Regions from separate parts of the Homo sapiens genome. Here region 2 is linked to region 1. A link is an interaction called in ENCODE POLR2A ChIA-PET data of the cell type or tissue named here. Cell type or tissue: PC-9. All regions are shown on one strand. Links, peaks and the distances in the headings refer to the core of each region. The heading gives the core; the rest is flanking DNA.

Evidence for each region. Peaks named below come from ENCODE experiments on the same cell type or tissue, not always from the same donor. Only the 100,000 strongest peaks of a DNase experiment are listed, where the experiment ranks them.
Region 2: POLR2A ChIA-PET joins it to region 1 with 7 read pairs; 1 of 35 experiments calls an interaction of 5 or more read pairs at or near these places.

The regions. Positions count from the first base shown.
Region 1 is chr22:40,999,734-41,005,589 of GRCh38, reverse strand. No RefSeq gene overlaps it. Among named protein-coding and RNA genes, the nearest start is that of RBX1, 51 kb to the right of the region's middle. In PC-9, for the core only: no CTCF peak of the experiment used is centred there; DNase peaks (open chromatin) are centred at 2,329, 3,109 and 3,689; H3K4me3 peaks cover 2,441 bases; H3K27ac peaks cover 4,000 bases.
Region 2 is chr22:41,530,040-41,535,895 of GRCh38, reverse strand. It overlaps POLR3H (RNA polymerase III subunit H), which reads left to right. Exons shown (of 6, transcript NM_001018050.4): 3 at 3,151-3,237; 4 at 3,739-3,802; 5 at 5,008-5,209. Among named protein-coding and RNA genes, the nearest start is that of POLR3H, 12 kb to the left of the region's middle. RefSeq lists a silencer at 1,197-1,491 and enhancers at 2,536-2,585, 2,378-3,186, 3,187-3,995. In PC-9, for the core only: CTCF peaks have their summits at 2,301 and 2,503 (motif pointing right); a DNase peak (open chromatin) is centred at 2,495.

The sequences.
Region 1 (5,856 bases), core at 1,196-5,195:
TTGGATGTATTAAGATACAGATGCTGGCCAGGTGTGGTGGCTCACATCTGTAATCCCAGCACTCTGGGAGGCTGAGGTGGGTGGATCTTGAGGTTAGGAGTTTGAGACCAGCCTGGCCAAGATGGTGAAACCCCATCTCTACTAAAAATATAAACATTAGCCAGGCGTGGTTGTGGGCGCCTGTAATCCCAGCTACTTGGGAGGCTGAGGCAGGAGAATTGCTTAAACCCAGGAGGTGGAGGTTGCAGTGAGCCGAGATCGTGCCACTGCACTCTAGCCTGGGCAACAGAGCAAGACTCCATCTTAAAAAAAAAAAGAGATATAGATCCCAGTTAAACATGCACGTGAATATATCTAACGGGCAGTTGGATATTCAGGATCAGGCCGTGGAGTTGTTAGCACTGCTACGACTATTTTTTCTCCACTGTCATACTTGATCCTCACACCAGCCCAAGAGTAAGGCAGGGCAGGGATGATTCTCCCAGCTTGAGGGAATTAAAATTCTATGGAGAGTATATAACCAAAATAATTGAAAACAGGTATTCAAATACTTGTAGGCTGGGCATGGTGGCTCATGCCTGTAATCCTAGCACTTTGGGAGGCCGAGGCAGATGGATCACCTGAGGTCAGGAGTTGGAGACCAGCCTGGCCAACATGGTGAAATCCCCCTCTCTACTAAAAATGCAAAAAAATTAGCTGGGCATGGTGCCGGGCGCCTGTAATCCCAGCTACTCGGGAGGCGGAGGCAGGAAAATCGCTTGAACCCAGGAGGCGGAGGTTGTAGTGAGCCAAGATCGTGCCACTGCATTCCAGCCTGGTCGACAGAACGAGACTGTGTCTCAAAAAAACAAAAACAAAAACCAAAAAACCAAACAAATACTTGTACAGGAATGTTCATAGCAGCACTATTCGTGACAGCCAAAGGTGGAAACCACCCAAATGTCCATCACCTGGTGAAGGGCTATATAAAATGTGACGTGTACCCATGCAATGGACTATTATTCAGACATTAAGAGGAACGAAGGCCTGCTCCATAACAAATTGTTGATGCACCTCAAAAACATTATGCTGGCTAGGCACGGTGGTACATGCCTATAATCCCAGCACTCTGGGAGGCTGAGGCAGGAGGATTGCTTGAGCTCAGGTGTTTGAGACCAGCCTGGGAAACACGGTGAAAAAATACAAAAAAATACAAAGATTAGCCAGGGATGGTGGCACACACCTTTAGCCTCAGCTACTTGGGAGGCTGAGGTAGAAGGATCACTTGAGCCCGGGAGGTTGAGGCTACAGTGAGCTGAAATTGTGCCACTACACTCCAGCCTGGACAACAGAATGAGACCCTGTCTCACAAAAAACAAAATACCATTATGCTAAGTGAATGACGCATCACAAAAGGTCACATATTTTGTGATCCCATTCACATGAAGTGTCCAGAATAGGGAAATCCATAGAGACAGAAAGCAGATTTGTGGTTGCCTGGGGGTAGCGACGGGGGAATGAAGAGTGAGTGCTTAATGAGTATGGGGTATACTGTGAATATACTGATTCTGAACTGTACACTTTTATTTATTTATTTATTTATTTTAATAGTGATGGAGGGCGGGGCACAGTGGCTCACGCCTGTAATCCCAGCACTTTAGGAGGCCGGGGCGGGTGGATCACCTGAGGTCAGGAGTTTGAGACCAGCCTAGCCAACATGATGAAACCCTTACTTTACTAAAAATACAAAAATTAGCTGGGTGTTGTAGCGGGCTCCTGTAGTCCTATAGTCCTAGCTACTTGGGAGGCTGAGGTAGGAGAATCACTTGAACCTGGGAGGTGGAGGCTGCACTGAACTGAGATTGCGCCATTGCACTCCAGCCTGGGCAACAGAGCGAGACTCCATCTCAAAAAAAAAAAAAAAAAAAAAAAAAACAATAGTGATGGGGTCTCACCCCGAGCTCAAGCGATCCTCTCCACTCAGCCTCCCAAAGTGCTGGTATTACAGGTTTGAGCTACCATACCTGGCCACTGTACACTTAAAAATGATTAACTTTCTGTTATGTGAATTTCACCTCAATTATAAAAAGAAAGAAAGAAAAACAGAAAGCTCCATGGAGAACTTAACACCAGGTCCCTGGGACCCAGCACGATGTCGTGACTCCCACTGCCGTTCTCTACGAGGCCGTGGGTCTACGGACTGTGACCAGTTTTTTTTTTTTTGCTACAGGTTCTCCACCTGGTACAAGAAGAGTGGCCCAGAGAAAGGTCAGTTTAAGGCAACTGGATTTCCCAAGTCCCAAAGCAGGAAATCTGGTCTGACAAGCACGGGATTCTCGTCTGAAATTAGCCCAGCCCTGGAAAACCTGTGGCTGGGGGTTGCTGTCATCAGAAAGAACCTGTACTTCCGGGTTTGTTTTGGTTGGGAAGGAAGGAGCTGGAGCAGCCAACCTGGCTTCTCAGAGCTTCCATATTTAACCCATCAGGGCCCAAGGCTCCCAGGTGTAGAAGCGACTTTAGAGATACCTATGAGGAAACAGAAGCTCCAAGAAGGTAAAGACCTTCTCCCAGGCCACAGAGCCAGTAAATGGCTGAGCCAGGGTTAGGAGGAAGGAAACTAACATTTCTATAGCACGTGCCCTAAATCCAGAGCCTCACCCTGCAAAGGAGGTGTTAGTAACCCCATTCTGCTCATGAGATTCAGAGAAGCTTAGTGAGTGGCCGATATCACCAAGCTACTAAAAGGCAGAGATACTATTAAAATATAGGCCTACAGCTGGGCGTGGTGGCTCACACCTGTAATTCCAGCACTTTGGGAGGCTGAGGCGGGTGGATCACGAGGTCAGGCATTCGAGACCAGCCTGGCCAACATGGTGAAAATCTGTCACTACTAAATATACAAAAATCAGCCTGGCGTGGTGGCGTGTGCCTGTAATCCCAGCTACTCAGGAGGCTGAGGCAGGAGAATAGCTTGAACCCTGGGGGCGGAGGTTGCAGTGAGCCGAGATTGCGCCACTGCATTCTAGCCTGGGTGACAAAGCGAGACTCCATCTCAAAAAACAAACAAACAAAACAAAACAAAACCTGACTCTTCAACAATCTACAGTTCTTCCTGAGCCCTTATCTGCCATGCTCATCTATGTATCCCCAGTGCCTGATACTGAGGAGTGTTCAAAACTCATTTAATATCGGGAGATTTGCCGGATGCTGTGGCTCATGCCTGTGATCCCAGCACTTTGGGAGGCCGAGGCGGGTGGATCATGAGGTCAGGAGTTCAAGACCAGCCTGGCCAAGATGGTGAAACCCCGTCTCTACTAAAAATACAAAAATTACAGCGCGCCTGTAATCCCAGCTACTCGGGAGGCTGAGGCAGGAGAATCGCTTGAACCTAGGGGGCGGAGGTTGCAGTGAGCCGAGATCACACCACTGCACTCCAGCCTGGGTGACAGAGCGAGACTCCATCTCAAAAAAAAAAAAAGTATCGGGAGATTGAGGTGGGAGGATGGCTTGAGCCCAGGAGGTTGAGGCTGCAGTGAGCCTTGATTACACCACTGCACTCTAGCCTGGGCTACAAAGCCAAGCCCTATCTCAGAAGAAAAAAAAAAAAAAAAAAAAGAGGCATTTAATGAATGAATGAGTCACACCTTGCTCTTCCCACTCTGCCGCACCTCCATCCAGATTCACTCTGTTCAAAGTTGATAGATGTTCTGGGGCTTTCACATAGTTGTCATGGTAACTGAACTTTTAGAACTTTTAGAAATAACAGCTGCAGGCAATCCAGGACAAAAACAGTGGACCTGTTTCTTGCTAAACAGGTTATGGCTCTTCTGTCCAAGCTGACAAGGGTTAACACAAAGCAGCAAAGGCTAGAAGAGATTTCCTAACACAGCTTTACGGTTATTGGCCATTGTTATTGACCAAGGACCCCTTTGTTTGCCCCAATACCACCACCTTCACCACAGATCCATGTTTTAGAAAACTTGTCTATTGAGAATACCTGCCTTTAAGTGGTAACTAAGCTGTAACTCCACTCTTTACACATCAACAATTTTCAAGCTACTGTCAGAGCTTCATATCAGCAGGAGATCACCACCATTACCCCACTGAGCTAATAGCATTTTAGCTCAAAGCAGGAAATCTTGGAGCATTTTATTTTGCTAGTTAGTGCAAGCAAGCCTGTAGAATTTGGACTTCTTGAAATATTGAAAATACCTTCTTAAGACCATTTCTAACAAAATTAGAAATGAAATGAGAAAATAACCATAGCTACAAAGAACCCTAAAAGGACTGTGATTATTACACAAATAAATGAGAAAGCCTGGCCAGGCGCAGTGGCTCACACCCGTAATTCCAGCACTTTGGGAGGCCAAGGCAGGCAGATCGCTTGAGCTCAGGAGTTAGAGACCAGCCTGGGCAACATGGCGAAAGCCCGCATCTACAAAAAAATACAAAATATTAGTCGGGTGTGGTGGCGCATGCCACCTACCCAGCTATCCAGGAAGCTGAGGTGGGAGGATTGCTTGAGCCCAGGAGGTCGAGGCTGCAGTGAGCTGTGATTGTGCCACTGGACTCCAGCCTGGGGGACAGAGAGAAAACCTATCTCAAAAAAAAAAAAAAAAAAAGAAGATTAATTTGAAATAAAATGGAAGACCTACATTTTGACCCAGCAATCCCATTCTAGGAATTTATCTTACAAATATATTTGTATATTAATTCAACAGTTTTTTTTTTAGTCTGTGTTCTGCTAAATGCTATGCTTATATTTGCTTCTTTTTAAAAATTTTCTTTCTCTCTCTCTCTCTCTTTTTTTTTAATAGAGATGGAGTCTCGCTATGTTGCCTAGGCTAGTCTTGAACTCCTGGGCTTGGCCTCCCAAAGTCCTGGGATTACAGGCATGAGCCACCAAACCTGGCCCTTCAGCAATTATTATTTTAGTATCAGTTACCTTTCTGGTGCCAGGAATACAAATCAGTGAACAAGTTGGACAAAACCAAAACAAAACAGCAACAAAAACCCTTGCAATCTGGTGGTAGGAAACAGACAATAAACATAATCAAAGAGTAAATTATATATACTCTGTCTGAAGGTGATGATTGCTATACGAAAAAAATTTAACAGGATAGGGAGATTGAGAAGGCTGGGTGAGCCTCTTGGAGAAAGAAGGCAGTGAGGGAGTGAGCCATGTGAATATGGGTGGTGGGGAGGAAAGGGCAAAGTCCCTGTGGTAGGATCGAACCTGGTGTGTACACACAAAAGGAGTCATGCACAAGATTTCATTACAGTAATGGTGGTAACAGCAAAGGATTCAAAGTCTAAGTATTCATCTGTAAGGGACCAATTAAACAGGGTATGGTACATCTACCAATGGAATACTATGCAGCTATACAAAAGAATAAGGAAAATCTATGAAGTGTGAAAGGAAGATCTCTGGAATATATTGTTTAGTGAAAAAAAGCAAGGAGCAGAATAGATTATATGGTATGCTAACTTTGTGTAAAAAAAAAGGAGGGAAATAAATATTATAAAGATGCCAATTATTTCTCAATTAATTTATAAATTAATTGTGAGACCCCCCAAGAAACAGAAAAGCTGGTTTTAAGGACGAAGAGAATTCATAGCTGGGTGTGGTGGCTCACATCTGTAATTTCTGCACTTTAGGGAGGCTGAGGCAGATGGATCGCTTGAGCCCAGAAGTTCAAGACTAGCCTGGGCAACATGGCGAGATGCCATCTCTACAAAAAAAAAATACAAAAATCAGCCAGGCATGGTGGTGCGTGCCTGTAGTCCCAGCTACTTGGGAGGCTGAGGTGGGAGGATTGCTTGAGCCTGGGAGGTAGAGGCTGCAGTGAGTCACGATCACGCCACTGCACTCCAGCC
Region 2 (5,856 bases), core at 884-4,883, 530 kb before region 1:
CGGGTTCAAGCAATTCTGCCTCAGCCTCCCGAGTAGCTGGGATTACAGGCATGCACCACCATGCTCGGCTAATTTTGTATTTTTAGTAGAGATGGGGTTTCTCCATGTTGATCAGGCTTGTCCTGAACTCCCGACCTCAGGGGATCATCCTGCCTTGGCCTCCCAAAGTGCTGGGATTACAGGCGTGAGCCACAGCGCCCGGCCTGCTCAGCTAATAATTTTTGTATTTTTAGTAGAGACTGGGTTTTGCCATGTTGGCCAGGCTGGTCTCAAACTCCTGGCTTCAAGTGATCCGCCCGCCTCGGCCTCCCAAAGTTCTGGGATTACAGGCGTGAGCCACTGCGCCCAGCTTCCTTCCTCTTCTTGATGGTCCTTTAGACTCATCCTTTCTGACTTTCCAGGCATCCCCTCTGCAGGCTACACATCCCTAGACCTCCAGGTGGGGCTCTTGTGAGATGAACTGCAGATCCAGCACTCTCCTGGCTGACCAGCCTGTTGCTCTGTGTCCTTCTGTTTTTTCACTGAGATATAATTCACATACCACAAAATTCACCCTTTCAAAGCATACAATTTAGTGGCTTTGTATATTAAGAGTTGTGCAACCATCACCACTATCTTTTTTTTTTAATTACATTATCACCATTTTGCAACTCCTTATGAAGACAGATCTCATCAATGATCATTAACTTTTTAGCTTCCCCCAAAGAGAGACAAACAAGCATTATATAGTTCCTGGTGGAAGAACTCAACACCGATTATGAGGCAGTTCTGTTGCTAAACGCTAGGAGTTGAATCTGTTAAAAATTCTAGATGCAAGTTCCAGTTTGGAGGAACTATAGGAATGGAGGAATACAGTGACTGGCACCACAGGCCTCCAGGGGTTATGGTAAGTAGGCAGATATGAGCAGGGCAGGAGAGGGCCCCCTCCCACCAGGAACAACACCCTCATCAGCTAAGCCATCACCACTATCTAATTCCACAATTTTTTTTTTTTTTTTTTTTTGACAGAGTTTCACTCTTGTTGCCCAGGCTGGAGTGCAATGGCGCAGTCTCAGCTCACTGTAACCTCTGCCTCCTGGTTTCAAGCAATTCTCATGCCTCAGCCTCCCAAGTAGCTGGGATTATAGGCACCCAATACCACGCCTGGCTAATTTTTGTATTTTTTTAGTAGAGACGGGGTTTCACTATGTCGGCCAGGATGGTCTTGAACTGCTGACCTCAGGTGATCCGCCCGCCTCGACCTCCCAAAGTGCTGGGATTACAGACTTGAGCCACCGTGCGCGGGGCCATTCCACAGCGTTTTTATCACCCTACAAAGAAACCCCGCCCAGTAGCAGTCACTGCTAATCCTGTCCTTCACCCAGCCTCTGGCAGCCACTTAACTGCTTTCTGTCTCTATGGATGTGGTTCTGGACACTGTACATGAATGGAGTCGCACACTGTGTGGCTTTTGTGTCTGGCTGCTTTCACTTGGCCCCATGTGAAGGTTCAGCCCGAGGTTGAGCCACACTGTAGTGCATGTCAGAATTCCTTCCTTTGTAAGGCTGCATAATATTCCATTGTGTGTCTCCAGCATGTTTTGTTTACTCATCCATCCATGGGGGACTCCGGGTGCCCAGCATTTGCTTTTGGATGTGGTTGTTCCAGCCTGGGGCTCCCTGGGCGCAGGATCATGTGCTGTCCCACCCCCGTGAGCCCAGTGCCCAGACTGGGCCTGGCACAAACCTGGTGCAGGCTCTGTGAAGTTTTTTTTTTTTTTGAGACGGAGTCTTGCTCTGTTGCCCAGGCTGGAGCGCAGTGGCATGATCTTGGCGTACTGCAACCTCCACCTCCTGGTTCAAGTGATTCTCCTGCCTCAGCCTCCTGAGTGGCTGGGATCATAGGCACCTGGTACCACACCCGGCTAATTTTTGTATTTTGGTAGAGACGGTGTTTTATCATGTTGGCCAGGCTGGTCTCAAACTCCTGACCTCAGGTGATCTGCCCACCTCGGCCTCCCAAAGTGCCGAGATTACAGACTTGAGCCACCCCGCCCGGCCTCTGTGAGGATTTATTAAACCAAACTGAATGTTGGGCCATGTGGGGGACAGGGTTTTTCCATCTGTGCGTAAGTGGCCCTTGGCCGCCCTCATCTGCTCTCTGGGAGGTCAGCACAAGGCCCAGTCATCTTCATGGTGGCTGTGATGGCTCACGTTTGTGTCTTCCCAGGGTGAGAGGTCCATCGGCTGCCTCTCCTCATGCCCTGCTGATGCCAGGGTCCCTGCCGTCCTGGGGGGCATGTTGGCCGACTAAATGGTTGACGGCATCGTGGAAGCCTGTGTTTGGGATTAAACCTGTCTGAGGAAGGCAAGATTCGACCCGGTGGCCCTGTCTGGTGGGTACAGAAAGACCAGGTGTCTCCCCATGGCTATGTGGCTGTGAGTGGGTCACCCTGGCTCTGAGCCACTGCCTTATCCTCACGGTGGGAACTCTGTTGGTAACCAGCAGGGGGCAGCCGCGTGCTGATTCTCAGGTCAGCGTTGGACTCCTACTTTGGGGCTTCGAGCAAGGGCCTGAGTGACAAGGTGACATACAGCTAATGCCAGGGCCTGGGGTCAGAGTGTGCGATGTGGGCACAGACCCCACCTGGTGTTTTCCTTGCAGTCAGGTGAGTGGGGACCACCTGCAGCATGGCCTGAGAACCCACAGAGGCATTTTTGCTGGGCTGCTGGCCTGCGCCTCACAACACCAGGGCATTTTTAGCCTCCTCTCCAGGTCAGAGCTGTGCCTGGGGCCGACTTTGCTGCTCAGCAGGAGGTGGGAGTTTCCAAACCCTGCGTTCTTTACCAGTTGCTTCTGCCCTTTTTAGGAGCTGAAGGAGAGCCTGGAGGGAGGTTGAAATTGACTTTGGAGCCACTGATGGCTCAGAATCTGGGCTCAGGTGTGAGTAACCTGGCAGTTTTGGGAGTGCCCAGTTACAGGACAGCTGCTGCTGCCCCCCTGTGGGGGCCATGCTGTGAACTTGCAGGAGACAAAGGGAGGGTCTAGGCTTGCAGGGGGATGTGGCATGGAGCAGCCACACAGGCCCCCAGGTGTGCTGGCACCTGAGGGTGACATGGGAGCGCACTGGGGCCCCGGTCAGCATCACTGATGGGCTGTCTTCATTTCCAGTCCATTTTCGCTGCGTGGTGTTTCATCCATTCCTAGATGAGATTCTCATTGGGAAGATCAAAGGCTGCAGCCCAGAAGGAGTGCACGGTAACAGTGGCCCTGACGCCTCAGACAAGACTTGGGAACACTGTGGGGGCAGGAGGTCTGTGTCCACCCACATGGTCAGGGGAGGGCTCAGGTGTCGAGGCCGAACCTTCCCCGTGGTGTCAGAGAAGCTTGCCCACCCTCCCTTTTATGTGTTGTGTGAGGACCTCCATCAGCAGTGCGGTTTCACTGTGAGGCCGTCACTCAGGACTTCAGGGTGGGCACTGAAGCTGGCGGAAGTGACTGGGAGTCTTTAGCGCCCACTGGCCCCTGTTGTGTGCAGAGGTTTTGGGGACTAGGTGCTCCGGGCTTTGCCCAGGGCTGCTCCGCTATGTGGGTGGTGTACGCAGAGGCATTAGGTGGGGAAGGGGCCTAGGTTTCCACAGCGACATCCGCCTCGTGGGCAGCCCCAGGCAGGGCTTGCCTGTCAAGCATAAGACCCCGCAGTGTTTGGCGTCCACTGGGACCCCCATCTCAGGCCGTCACCTGCTTCCTTCCTTCCAGTCTCTCTAGGCTTCTTCGATGACATTCTCATCCCCCCAGAGTCACTGCAGCAGCCAGCCAAGTTGTATCCTCCAAGGGTTAAAGTGGTTTGTCACAGGGAGCTCAGGCCTCTCCAAAGGAAGGTCCCCACTCCTTAGGGTGGCCTTTGGGGCCTGTAACCTGATGTCACTGGCCTCTGTGCCTGCCCCTCGCCTGTGCTTTTGCTCCAGAGGCACCAGCCTGTCTGTGCCTCCCATGCAGGGAGTCATGTGATGCCCACATGCCTGTCTTTGTCGGGGCCATCAGGCTTGGCTGTCTGGGTTGTACACTGCACACCATTAGAGCTGTGGTGTCCTGGGGGACACCATTCACTTCCGGTTCACTTCACTTAGGTTGTCCCTGCAGGAATCATCTTAAAGATCACTTGCCCTGGAGGCATGCACTGGTCCCTGGGACGTGAGGCCTTGCCTGTGTGCCGGGTCGTGGGCTAAGATGTGTTCCTCCTGGGCCTCCGTTGTCCCTGTCCCACCCCTCACCTTGCTGTACTGGGGTTGTCTGTTTCTGTGGGGCTATCCACAAATCTGAGGCTCCTCACTGGGAAGGACTCTGACATGTCACAGCTGTACCCACGGTGCACAGCACGGGACCTGGCACAGAGGCAGGACCCAACAGTGGGACTGCCACCAGAGAACCCATGGCTCCCCTGTGTGGGCTCTGCCAGGGACGATGGAGAGCCAAGGGGGACTGCCCTGGCTGGGTGGCAGCACGGCTCTGGGTCTGCATGTGACTCCAGGATGTGTTAGAAAACCTGGCGCAGCCCGGCTGGTTCTCTCACCACCTGTCATCCAAGTGGGCAGGTGACCTCCCATCCCACTATGTCCTCTTGAAAACGGCAAGTCCTTGGGTGCCCATCAGCCTGTCACAAGGCTTTGATGAAAAGGGTGTGTGGGGCTCCGTGGCAGGAGGCCCAGGTTGCTCTTGTCTTGAGAGGTGGGACTCGGACCCTGTCTCGTCCCCTCCTGCTCTGGTGCTCTGAGATCCATGTGCGTCTGGCCGTGGTGCCTGGCTGGGGACCCCATGTTCCCCTTCCTGGGTCCTGGCCTCCAAGAGCGCTTGTTCCTCTCTGTTTGGCCCAGGCCTTGTGCATGGGGCTGGGACCTGCTTTTCCTGTGACTTCCCAGCCACAGTGATCTCACCCTGAGATTGGTTTTTCCTGCGGGGTCGGGGAGTGGGTGCTGAGGGAAGCCCCTCCCACTATCTGGTTGCTGCCTTGACCCTGGACCCCCTCAGCGACGAAGCGGAGCAGGTGTGGGTGTGGGAGTACGAGACGGAGGAAGGAGCACACGACCTCTACATGGACACCGGCGAGGAGATCCGCTTCCGGGTGGTGGACGAGAGCTTTGTTGACACGTCCCCCACAGGGCCCAGCTCAGCAGATGCCACCACTTCCAGTGAGGAGCTGCCAAAGAAGGAGGCTCCGTACACGCTTGTGGTGAGTGGCTCTGATGGTGCTGAAGCCCCCATGAGGCGGGAGAGCCGGAGTGCAGGGCTGGAAGCTGTGTCCTGGGGCTTCTGCTCTGGGATCTCCCCCAGCAGGTCAGGGATCCTGTTTGGGGGGTCTTGGCTGGTCACTTCTCCCTGGAGAGCCTGAGTTTCTGTAGGCCAGGGCTGTGAGGCAGTAAAGGTACATGGCTGCTGGTGGGGTGGGCGAGTCAGCTTGCAAAGGGGACAGAGCTCACGGTGGACAAGACCACTGATAAAGCGGCTTTGAGGCCAAGTGCAGTGGCTCACATCTATAATCCCAGCACTTTGGGAGGCCAAAGTGGGAGGATCGTGTGAGGCCAGGAGTTTGAGACCAGCCTGGCTAAAAAAGTGAGAAGTTGTCTCTATAAAAAACAATTAGCAGGGCATGGTGGCGTGCCCTGTGGTCCCAGCTACTTGGGAGGCTGAGATGGGAGTATCCCTTAAGCCCAGGAGTTCAAGGTTGTGCCACTGCATTACAGCTTGGGCAACACAATGAAATGCTATCTTTAAAAAATTGGGGGGTAGGGAGGGGTTTGAGGGAGAAAGAAATCAAGGAAGGGGCTTGGGAGAGATCAAAGCCCTGAGATTAAGGGTAGGGCTGCTGGGGCACAGTGG